Regions from separate parts of the Homo sapiens genome. Here region 1 is linked to region 2. A link is an interaction called in ENCODE POLR2A ChIA-PET data of the cell type or tissue named here. Cell type or tissue: OCI-LY7. All regions are shown on one strand. Each heading gives the region's core, and the rest is flanking DNA. Links, peaks and the distances in the headings are about the cores only.

Region 1 (5,385 bases), core at 297-5,296, 520 kb after region 2:
CGCGCCTGGCCTGAAATAATTTACTTACATTTCTCAAGAAAAGGAGGCGTGCCACCACGTTCAGAGCCACAAGGGAGACATCAGCTTTTGGTTAGGAGGAAGAAATAGGAACAAGGAGAAAGTCTAGGCCAGAACCTTTATGGGGTTCCTCAGAAATAGCAAGTCAGGGCGGAGTAAACATTTTAGGATTGGATAATTTAAATAATTCCATCACGCTTTGCCTTTGGGTGGTCTCTAGTTGCTTGGTACCTGGCCATGGATGATTTAGGGCAGGAGAAATACTGGCTTGGTGTGTGAGAGTTAGATAAAGGGGGGAGGCTGACTTGCCTGTGAGAGGCATGCTCCCAAGTAAGTTGTTTACTGTCTTGAGGAATTAGACCTGGGAGAGGCAGTCTCCCTGCCAGCAAGATTTATTAAGATTTCAAAATATCATAGGATACAGAAAATTTTTTTAAACATCTAATAAACATGGACATGGCTGGGTTATGAAGGATAATTGTAATGGTAGAAATTACTGTTTTCCAGTCAGACTGAAAATGAAGTGCCTGTTTCCTATTTAGGATTTAAATCTCTTAGAGTCCTGGTGAAGAAAGTCTTTGCTACCTCTCTCCCCCAACCCCAAATCTGGCTATATTATTTATTTACATAAAATAAATTAGTTGAAGTGTGGTTTAGAAAAGAGAGTTTTCTTAAACCTGAGATTCTCAACTGAATCACCTGTGGAATTTTTTTTTTTTAATTGGAAAGGCTGGGACACTACTCTTAGGCCTACTGAATAAATCTTTCAACCTGTGTCTTTTGAAAGTTTCACAGATGATTCTGATGGTCTCAAGATTGAGAAGCACTGCATTTAACCAGCACCAACTGAACAAACACTGTAGGCTAAGTATAAGAGAGATGGCAAGAGCTGGGTCAGGGTGGTGCATGGGATTTCCAATTATACATAATTCCTCCCTTCAATGAACAAAGCCATCCATAACTGGGGCACCTGCTTCTTTGGGCTAAAGGTGAACAATGGCAGCCACCTTGTCCTGGACCCTATTGTGACTGTTACTCCAGCAGAAGCCCTGGGGTTCATGCTGTTAGTTAGAAGTCACCCAGTATGACTAAGTTGAGGGGCAGTGTTCAGAAACAGTGTTACTAGATGGATGTTATTTCAGTAGGAACAGTATTGTGTGTTCCCTGTCAGCATTTGAGGCGGAAACCCACTGCACTGTCAGAACAACCAGGGAGATGAAAGAAGATGTCAGATACTAAAAGGTGCAGACAGTCCTTGTGTTTGGTAAACCTTACAGGGTTTATCTGAAAGAGAAAATGGATGCAGAAGTACATGAAAAAACTGTGTTATTCCAAATAGATGTGCTGTTTTCCCAGTTCATAGGAGTCGGTAATTTTTGGGTTCAGGGCAAAAAGGCAAAGGTTGAAGATGCTGTGATGATCACGTCCTTACCCTCCTGGAATATTTCCTTTTTGAAAGCTTCTGGCATCTTCCACTGAGTTCATGTTTTAAACAGTTGGGAGGATGAATTGAAGGGCCCTTATCCCAGGTCTGTGGTTTGATTATAAATGGTAAAGCCATAACCTGTCCACCTCCCTCTCCTTTATCTTGACAGGGGTTGGGGAGACAGCAGATTGAACAAGGAAAGAATTGTCTCCTGAGTTCTTTGATCATGTTAACTTTTATTTACTGTTGTATAGTCACATTTTCTAGACTGCTAAAATTGGTGAAATCAGGACAGGAAATAACTGTTTTTACGTGTATAAGTATACAAAAGTTATTCGAGATGAGTTACACTGCATTTCTTTCAGTGTGCTGCCTGCCACTGCTGCCTTTGTGTGATTTTGCTCTATATGTTCTGCTAGACAAATTTAAGGGAGGTTTCAGACAGCAAAACTCCCCCCAAAGCATCTACCAGCATAATCCCTATCAAAATCCCAACAACGTTTTAATTTTTTTGCAGAAGTGGAAAAACCGATGTTAAAATTCATATGGAATTGGCCGGGTGCGGTGGCTCACGCCTGTAATCCCGGCATTTTGGGAGTCTGAGTCAGGCAGATCACTTGAGGTCAGGAGTTCGAGACCAGCCTGACCAACATGGTGAAACCCCATGTCTACTAAAAATATAAAAATTAGCCGGATGTGGTGGCAGGTACCTGTAATCCCAGCTACTTGGAAGGCTGAGGCGGGAGAATCCCTTGAACCCAGGAGATGGAGGTTGCAGTGATCCAAGATCACAACACTGCACTCCAGCCTGGGTGATACAGTGAGACTGTGTCTCAAATAAATAAATTAAATAAATAAATAAATAAATTCATATGTAATTGCAAGGGGCTCTTAATACCCAAAACCCAAATAGCCACTTTGTTCTTTTTCAAGAACGTACTTCCTTATATCAAAACTTATTACAAGCTATAGTAATCAAGACTGTGTGGTACTGTACCAGCATAAGGATAGACATATGGGTCAGTGGAAGAGAATTGAGAGTCTAGAAATAAACCCTTATATTTATGAGCAATTGATTTTGTCCGGGATGCCAAGACTAGTCAATGGTGAAAGAGTAGTGTCTTCCACAAATGGAGCTGGGATAACAGGATATCACATGCAAAAGAATGAAGTTAGACCCTTACCTCATATCATGTACAAATATTAACTCAGAATGGATCAAAGACCCAATGGAAGAGTGAAAACTATAAAACTCTTAGAAGAATACAAGGGTAGGCTGGGCGTGGTGGCTCACCCCTGTAATCCCAGCACTTTTGGCATCACCAGAGGTCAGGAGTTTGAGACCAGCCTGACCAACGTGGAGAAACCCCGTCTGTACTAAAAATACAAAATTAGCAGGGCGTGGTGGTGTGCGCCCGTAATCCCAGCTACTCGGGAGGCTGAGGCAGGAGAATCGCTTGAACCCGGGAGATGGAGGTTGCGGTGAGCCGAGATCGCACCACTACGCTCCAGCCTAGTCAACAAGAGCGAAACTCCATCTCAAAAAAAAAAAAAAAAAAAAAAAAAAAGAATACTACAAGGGTAAATCTTTATGACCTTGGAGTTGGCAGTAGACTCTAGATATGACACTAAAAGCAGAAACAACAAAAAATAATGAATTGGATTTAATCAAAATTAAAAACTTTTTTGTGTAAAAGTATACTATCAAGAAAATGAGAAGACAACCCACAGAATGGGAGATATTTGTTAATCATATACCTGATAAGAATCTATGCTGCTGTCTAAATGTTTATGTCTCCCCCCACCCAATTCATATGTGAAGGCCTCAACCGCAAGGTGATGGGATTAGTGCATAAGGATAAGGATGGAGGCCCTTGTGGCCATGTGTGGTGGCTCATGCCGGTAATCCCAGCACTTTGGAAGGCGGAGGCGGGAGGATTGCTTGGGCCCAGGAGTTTGAGACCAGCCTGGGCAGCAAGGTGAGACTCCATTTTTACAAAAATTTTTTTAAAAAAAGAAAAGAGGCCCAAGAGAGAAACCCCCTACCCTTTCTGCCATTAGAGGAAGTGGGCCTTCACCAGACAGAGTCTGCCAACACCTTGATCTTGGACTTCCCAGCCTCCAGAACAGTGAGAATTTCTGTTGTTTATTAGCTACCCAGTCTGTGGTATTTTGTAAGAGCAGCCCAAATGGACTAAGACATTCTAGTAGCACAATATAGAAAGAACTTTTACAACTCAATGAAAAGACAACTCAGAAAATGGGCATGGTAGAACTTGTCCTGTGAAGAAGCCAAGACCAAAAAAAAAAAAAAAAAATGGACATAGGACTTGAATAGACATTCCAAAGAGTGGCAGGTGCCAACAAGCACATGAAAAGATGATCAGCATCATGAATCGTTAGAGAAGTGCAAATTGAAACTGCAGTGAGATACCACTTCATGGCCAGTAGGACAGCCATTTCCTAAAAAAAAAAAAAAAAAAGTATTGGTGAGGATGTAAGGAAGTTAGAACTCTGATACATTGCTGGAGGGAATGTAAAATGGTACAGCTGCTGTGGGAAACAGTTTGAGGTTCCTGAACAAGTTAAAGATAAAATCATCATATGATTCAGCAATTCCGCTTCTAAGGATATGTCCCAAAAAATTGAAAAAGTGTTTAAGGGCCAGGCGCGGTGGCTCACGCCCGTAATCCCAGCACTTTGGGAGGCCAAGGCGGGCGGATTACCTCTGGTCAGGAGTTTGAGACCAGCTTGGCCAATATGGTGAAACCCCGTCTCTACTAAAACTATAAAAATTAGCCGGGCTTGGTGGTGGGTGCCTGAATCCCAACTACTCGGGAGGCTGAGGCAGGAGAATCACTTGAACCTGGGAGGCAGAGTTTATGGTGAGCTGAGATGGTGCCATTGCACTCCAGCCTGGGCAACAAGAATGAAACTCCGTCAAAAAGAAGAAATGCTCAAACAAAAACGTGTACACCTCATATTCAGTCTAAATGCCCTTCAGTGCATGAATGAACAAAATGTAGTATAGAATGGAATACATGTTACACTGAACATTTGCTTATTTCCGTTTTGTAATTTTTTTTTAGTGACAAGGTCTCATTTCTGTTGCCCAGGCTCGAGTACAGTGGCACAATCATGACTCATGGCAGCCTCAGACTGCCAGGGATCAAGTGATCTTTCTGATCTTCCCAACTTCCTTATCTTCCTGACTCAGCCTACCTGTAGCTAGAGCTAGAAGGGCCCCTGGGTAATTTTTTTTTTTTTGAGACGGGGTTACACTCTATCATCCAGAATGGAGTGCAGTGGGGCAATCTCAGCTCACTGCAACCTCCACATCCCAGGCTCAAGTGATCCTCCTGCCTCAGCCTCCCTAGTAGCTGGGACTGCAGGCATGTAAAACCACACCTGGCTAATTTTTTGTATTTTTAGTAGAGAAAGGGTTTTGCCATGTTGCCCAGGCTGATCTCAAACTCCTGCGCTCAAGTGATCTGCCCACCTTGGCCTCCCAAAGTGCTGGGATTACAGGCATGAGCCACAATGCCTGGCCTGTGGGTAATTTTCTTTCTTTCTTTTATTTTTTATTTTTTTTTGGAGACAGAGTCTCGCTCTGTCGCCCAGGCCGAAGTGCAGTGGTGTGATCTCAGCTTACTGCAAGCTCTGCCTCCCAGTTGCATGCCATTCTCCTGCCTCAGCCTCCCGAGTAGCTGGGGCTACAGGCTCCCGCCACCACGCCTAGCTCCATTTTTGTATTTTTAGTAGAGACAGGGTTTCACCGTGTTAGCCAGGATGGTCTCTATCTGCGGACCTTGTGATCTGCCCACCTCGGCCTCCCAAAGTGCTGGGATTACAGGCATGAGCCACTGTGCCTGGCCGCCTGTAGGTAATTAAAAAAAAAATTTTTTTTGTAGACACAGGTCTTGCTATGTTGCCCAGGATGA
Region 2 (5,366 bases), core at 80-5,079:
GGGAAGGGCTCTGGGAAAATGGAACAGGAAGTTCCTTGCCCCAGTCCCATCCCATCCAGGTGATGAGGGGCTTCCTAGAGTTAACCCTTAAGCTCCCAGTTTGGGAGCGGGATGGGAAGAGGGCGGGGCCAGTGACATGAAGACAAAGTGAGAAATCCAGATTTCAATCCCAGCCTGTGTGAGAGTGTAACCACCTCCCAAATCAAGACTGGCCTGGTGCCCCTTGCAGGTCTGCCCGTCTTTCCTTTGGGCTAAGAGCTGCCATTTTTAAATGCCCACAGTGTGCTGGCTTCTTTGCTAGGCTTTTCATTCACGTGACTACTCTTTGCAATGGCCTCCTGTGTGCCAGGCACTGTTACAAAGCAGGGGCTAAGGACACAGAGAGAAACTGAAGGAATGAGGCCCTGCTCTCAGGGGCTTACATTCTAGGGCAAAGGAGCAGCGACGGTGCTAGGAAAAAATGGAAGAGGAGGATGTGATGGGGCAGAGTTTGCTCCATCTACACGGTCACCTAAAGTCCTCCCAAGTCCTGCCAGGTGGCTTTTGTCCCAACTTTACCGATGACGAAGCAAGGGCTCCCCGGGAGGGAAGTGACCTAACCAACAGCGTTTGGCCCCAAACTAATTCCATCCCTGTGCTTAAGGTGCCTTCTTGGGTTGTGCCCTTGGCTGCAGCTGGTGCCTTCCTGAGCGTTCTGAGCCCCCGGGGAGCCAGGACCACCTCTCAGGTGTTGGCCGTTCCCCCGGCCTAGACCCCTCGGTCCGTTGGGGCCAGGACCCTCCTGACTGGCTCATCTGACGGGTCTTTGTTTTCCTGCACTTAACACCTGAGCTCATCCTGTTCCTACTTCAGTTGTCTAGTGCTCCCTTCGTACGACGGTCTTTCTCCTTGGTCTGCTCTGCATTCCCCGCGTCCCGCGCCTCGCTCTCCCAGTCGCGGGCTCCTCCCACTCCATAGTTTGTTCAGGGGCGGGGCCAGAAAACCCCGCCCCCAGGGAAGTGGGCCTGAAGGCCAAGGGGCGGGGCGGGGTTCTGTAGGGACGGAGGGGGCGTGTCCGGGGCGGGGCGGGGTGCTGTAGCGCCGGAGCGGGTGTGGCCTTGGCGGGACCAGGCAGCCATTACAGTCTCGGAAGCGAGAGGCGTGGGGCCTGTCTCATCATGCCCGGTTCATTTTTTTTTTTTTTTTTTTTTTTGTAGAGATGGGGTTTCATCATTTTGGCCAGGCTAGTCTTGAACTCCTGAACTCAGGTGATCCACCTGCCTTGGCCTCCCAAAGTGCTGGGATTACAGGCATGAGCCACCGCACTCAGCCTCTTTAATCACCTGAGGTCAGGAGTTCAAGACTAGCCTGGACAACATGGTGAAACCCCATCTCTACTAAAAATTTTTGTTTCTTTTAAAATTGTAATTTTCCCAATTCCACTTATTTTATTTTATTAGAGACAAGGTCTTGCCATATCTCCCAGGCTGGACTCAAACTCCTGGGTTAAAGTGATCCTCCCATCTCGGTCTACCAAGGAGCTGGGACTACAGCTGGGACTCCATGCCATCGAGCGTTCTTTCCCTCTCGTTGCTGAATGATTTTCCTCATTACATCAGTTATTCATTCTGCTATGGGTAGCCCGTGGGCAGTTTTCAGTTTGGGGCTATCTCTAGTGGTTCTCATATGTCTCTGGTGACCATATATGGGACAGCAGTCTGAAGTAGGTGAAGAGCAGAGTGAGAGGTTAGGTTTATCTTTGGGAGGTAAGGACTGCACGTGTGTACTCCGAGGTCTGAGGCCACCGAGGAAGCCTCAGGGACTGGCCTCCGTGTAGAGCTGCTCTCACTGCCCTGGGCATTGGGGACAAGGCCAGGACAAGCAGGACCCCGTGCGTGTTTCCTCGAATGGCTTATGGTCGCTTCAGAAAGACACTGGGTGTTTGTTGGCGTTCGGGCTGCCAGGGCCATCGAATCCGGTTGTCTGCCAGGGTGTGCAGGGGGAGTGGCGCTTTTCAGGTGTAGGAACAGCTCTGGAAATAAACGAGGGATGGAAAAAGGAGACAGACTAGGCCCTCCACAGCCCAGCTGCATGTGTCCTTGGCGAAGTCACTTTTCATTTGAAAACCATCACTGCCTCCTCTGTAATGTGTGAACGATGATCCCACCTCCCAGATGTATTGCAGGAGAGGGTTGTAGAAGAGAAGGTTTGCAAAAGCACTGAGACCTGAAAGATAATAAACGTGTATGAATCCGTACCTGACGCTAGGGGGCGTTAAAGAGAGTGTGGTTCCCTACTGGGTTGGGGTCAACTGTGCGGAGTGGGACGGGGAACCTTTGGAGTAGTGTCCTTCAAGAGAAGTGTGGTGCCACCCACAGCCGCAATTTAAAATTTTCTGGTAGCCACCATTAAAGAGGTAAAAGGAAACAGATGCGATTAATTTTCTTTTTTTTTTTTTTTTGAGACGGAGTTTCGCTCTTGTTGCCCAGGCTGGAGTGCAATGGCCCGATCTCGGCTCACCACAACCTCCACCTCCTGGGTTCAAACAATTCTCCTACCTCAGCCTCCCGAGTAGCTGGGATTACAGGCGTGCACTACCACACCCGGCTAATTTTGTATTTTTAGTAGAGAAGGGGTTTCTCCATGTTGGTCAGGCTGGTCGCGAACTCCCAACCTCAGTTGATCCGCCCGCCTCGGCCTCCCAAAGCGCCGGGACTACAGGCATGAGCCACCGCGCCCGGCCAGCGATTAATTTTAATAATACGATTTAGTTAACTCGTTATATCCAAAATATTATTTCAACAAATACAGAAATTTGCTAATGAGAGGCTGCACATTCTTTTTTCTCATAAAAGTCTTCAAAATCCAGTGTGCATTTTACAGCGAGAGCACGTCTGAGCTCCGACTCGCCCCATTTAAAGCACTCAATAGCCTTTTGTGGCTTTGGGGCGGTTCTGGGACCTCAGAGTTGTGGTGTTTCCTGCGGGGAAAGACTATTGTGGCTGCTGGAGGGCGGAAGACGAATAACAATAGGCGGAGTGCAGGGCACTGGGTTGCCTTAGGACCTCGCCTTTCCCCTGGAGAACACAGCTGCTTCCTGAAATGATCAGGAACCTAAAACCTCTGCAGGGAAGAAGGGGAGATGGGAAGTGAGGAAGGAGCCCCGGGGGACACCGGGGAAGTGAGTAAATGGAGCCGGGGCAGCTTGATTTGCAGCAAATTTATGATTTTAAAGGCCCGGCAAGGTCAGGCACCGTGGATCACTCTTGTAATCCCAGCACTTTGAGAGGCCAAGGCAGGCGGATGACCTGAGGCCAGGAGATCAAGACCAGCCTGGCCAACATGGTGAAACCCCCGTCTCTACTAAAAATACAAAAATTAGCTGGGCGTGGTTGCGGGCGCCTGTAGTCCCAGCTACTCGGGAGGCTGAGGCAGGAGAATTGCTTGAACCCAGGAGGCGGAGATTACAGTGAGCTGAGATCGCACCACTGCACTCCAGCCTGGTGACACAGCGAGACTCCGTCTCAAGAAAAAAAAAAAAGAAAAAAAAAAAGGTCTACCCAGAAGGTAGGTCACTCCCAGTCAGCAGAATTTTTGTTGATTTGGGATTTGGGAGGGTGAGCACTTAGAACCACAGTCCAGGCCAGTGCAGTGGCTCACACCTCTAATCCCAGCACTTTGGGAGGCTGAGGTGGAAAGATCTCTTGAGCCTAGGAGTTTGAGACCAGCCTGAGCAACACAGTGAGATCCCGTCTCTACAAAAAATTTTAAAATTAGCTGCACATGGTGGTGCGTGCCTGTAGTCCCAGCTACTCAGGAGGCTGAGTCAGGAGGATCACTTGAGCACAGGTGGTTGAGGCTGCAGTGAGCCATGATCCCACCACTGCACTCCAGTCTGGAAGACAGAGCCAGACCCTGTCTCAAAAACAAACACACACACACACACAAACAAACAAACAAAAAAAAGAACCATGTTCCAGCTGCAAAGACTGAACAGTGCTAGGAAAGTATTTTGGTCCCTATACAGGCCACAGAAAAAGAGAGTGTTGAACCTACATCCATCGTTTGTCCTGGGGGTGGTCCCAGCATGGCTTGTTCAGGACCGTCTTGGCCCTGCTCTGAGACCCCTATAAGGAGTGAGGCCCTTCTAACTGGTTATGCATCTTAGTTTTCTTACTGCAAGGTGGTGCCAAAGCATATGATTCTGAATAACTCCCAGCATAAGCCAGGTGCAATGGCTCACATCTGTAGTCCCAGCTCCATGGCAGGCTGAGGCATTGGCTCACTTGAGCCCAGGAGTTGGAGGCCAGACTGAGCAACATATCAAGACTCTGTTTCTAAAAAGAAAAAACAAACATACAACATAAAATATTTGCATGTCAGTTCCTTCTCAAAGGACCTTGAACTTTCTGCTTTGTGATTCTCTCTGAAAGCTCTATTGCCAGTAGCAATCTTCAACGTGATTGCTTAAAGAGTGGCAATACATCGGTTTTTAGTATTTACATATTATTGATTCCAGCAAGACCTGCAGAGAGTTCCCTGTTTGGGGCATTCCCCTTTGCAAGTGCAGAATCGTGTACTGCAGGGAAAGCCAGGGCACTGGGCACCCCCAAGACATAATAGAGTTTCCACAGCGCCAACTGCTTGTAGGATGCTCATTTGGGCAATTCTGCTATTACTTAGAAATATACTATTAAGAAGGAAGTAGGGCTGGGTACAGTGGCCCACACCTGTAATCCCAGCACTTGGAGAGGCGGAAAAATCGCTTGAGCCCAGGAGTTTGAGACCAGCCTGGGCAACATAGTGAGACCTTGTCACTACAGAAATTTTTGAAAAATTAGCTGGGTGGCCGGGCGCAGTGGCTCACGCCTGTAATCCCATCAGTTTGGGAGGCCGAGGCGGGTGGATCACCTGAGGTCAGGAGTTCAAGACCAGCCTGGCCAACCTGGTGAAACCCCATCTCTACTAAAAATACAAAAATTAGCTGGGCGTGGTGGTGTGTGCCTGTAATCCCAGCTACTTGGGGGGCTGAGGCAGTAGAATCACTTGAACCTGGGAGGCAGAGGTTGCAGTGAGCCGAGACTGCACTACTGCACTCCAGCCTGGGTGACAGAGTGAGACTCCATTTCAAAATAATAATAATAAGAAGAATAAAATAAAAATAAATAAATGAAAACATGCCCCATCATTAACTTTTTTTTGTTTTGTTCAGCATTCCTGTCCTTCCGGGCACTACTAGATTCTCCAGGCTCATCTCTCACATTTCTTACCAGAGTCCTAGAATTGGCCATTTATCGAAGGAGCCCTGGTTCTCATCCTTAATTGGTTTCTTTAAAAAAAAAAAAAAAGTATAAAGCGTTTACAAAAACAGAATTTTATTTATTTAG

Evidence for each region. Peaks named below come from ENCODE experiments on the same cell type or tissue, not always from the same donor. Only the 100,000 strongest peaks of a DNase experiment are listed, where the experiment ranks them.
Region 1: POLR2A ChIA-PET joins it to region 2 with 6 read pairs; 2 of 35 experiments call an interaction of 5 or more read pairs at or near these places.

Annotation. Positions count from the first base shown.
Region 1 is chr16:3,614,342-3,619,726 of GRCh38, forward strand. It overlaps a transcript of DNASE1 not described here. Among named protein-coding and RNA genes, the nearest start is that of SLX4, 5.4 kb to the left of the region's middle. In OCI-LY7, for the core only: no CTCF peak of the experiment used is centred there; no DNase peak of the experiment used is centred there; H3K4me3 peaks cover 2,783 bases; H3K27ac peaks cover 3,766 bases.
Region 2 is chr16:3,099,273-3,104,638 of GRCh38, forward strand. It overlaps ZSCAN10 (zinc finger and SCAN domain containing 10), which reads right to left and starts at 22. Exons shown (of 6, transcript NM_032805.3): 1 at 1-22. RefSeq lists enhancers at 775-824, 2,079-2,779, 2,414-2,463 and a silencer at 985-1,044. In OCI-LY7, for the core only: a CTCF peak has its summit at 2,261 (motif pointing right); DNase peaks (open chromatin) are centred at 1,059, 2,259 and 2,959; H3K4me3 peaks cover 1,612 bases; H3K27ac peaks cover 742 bases.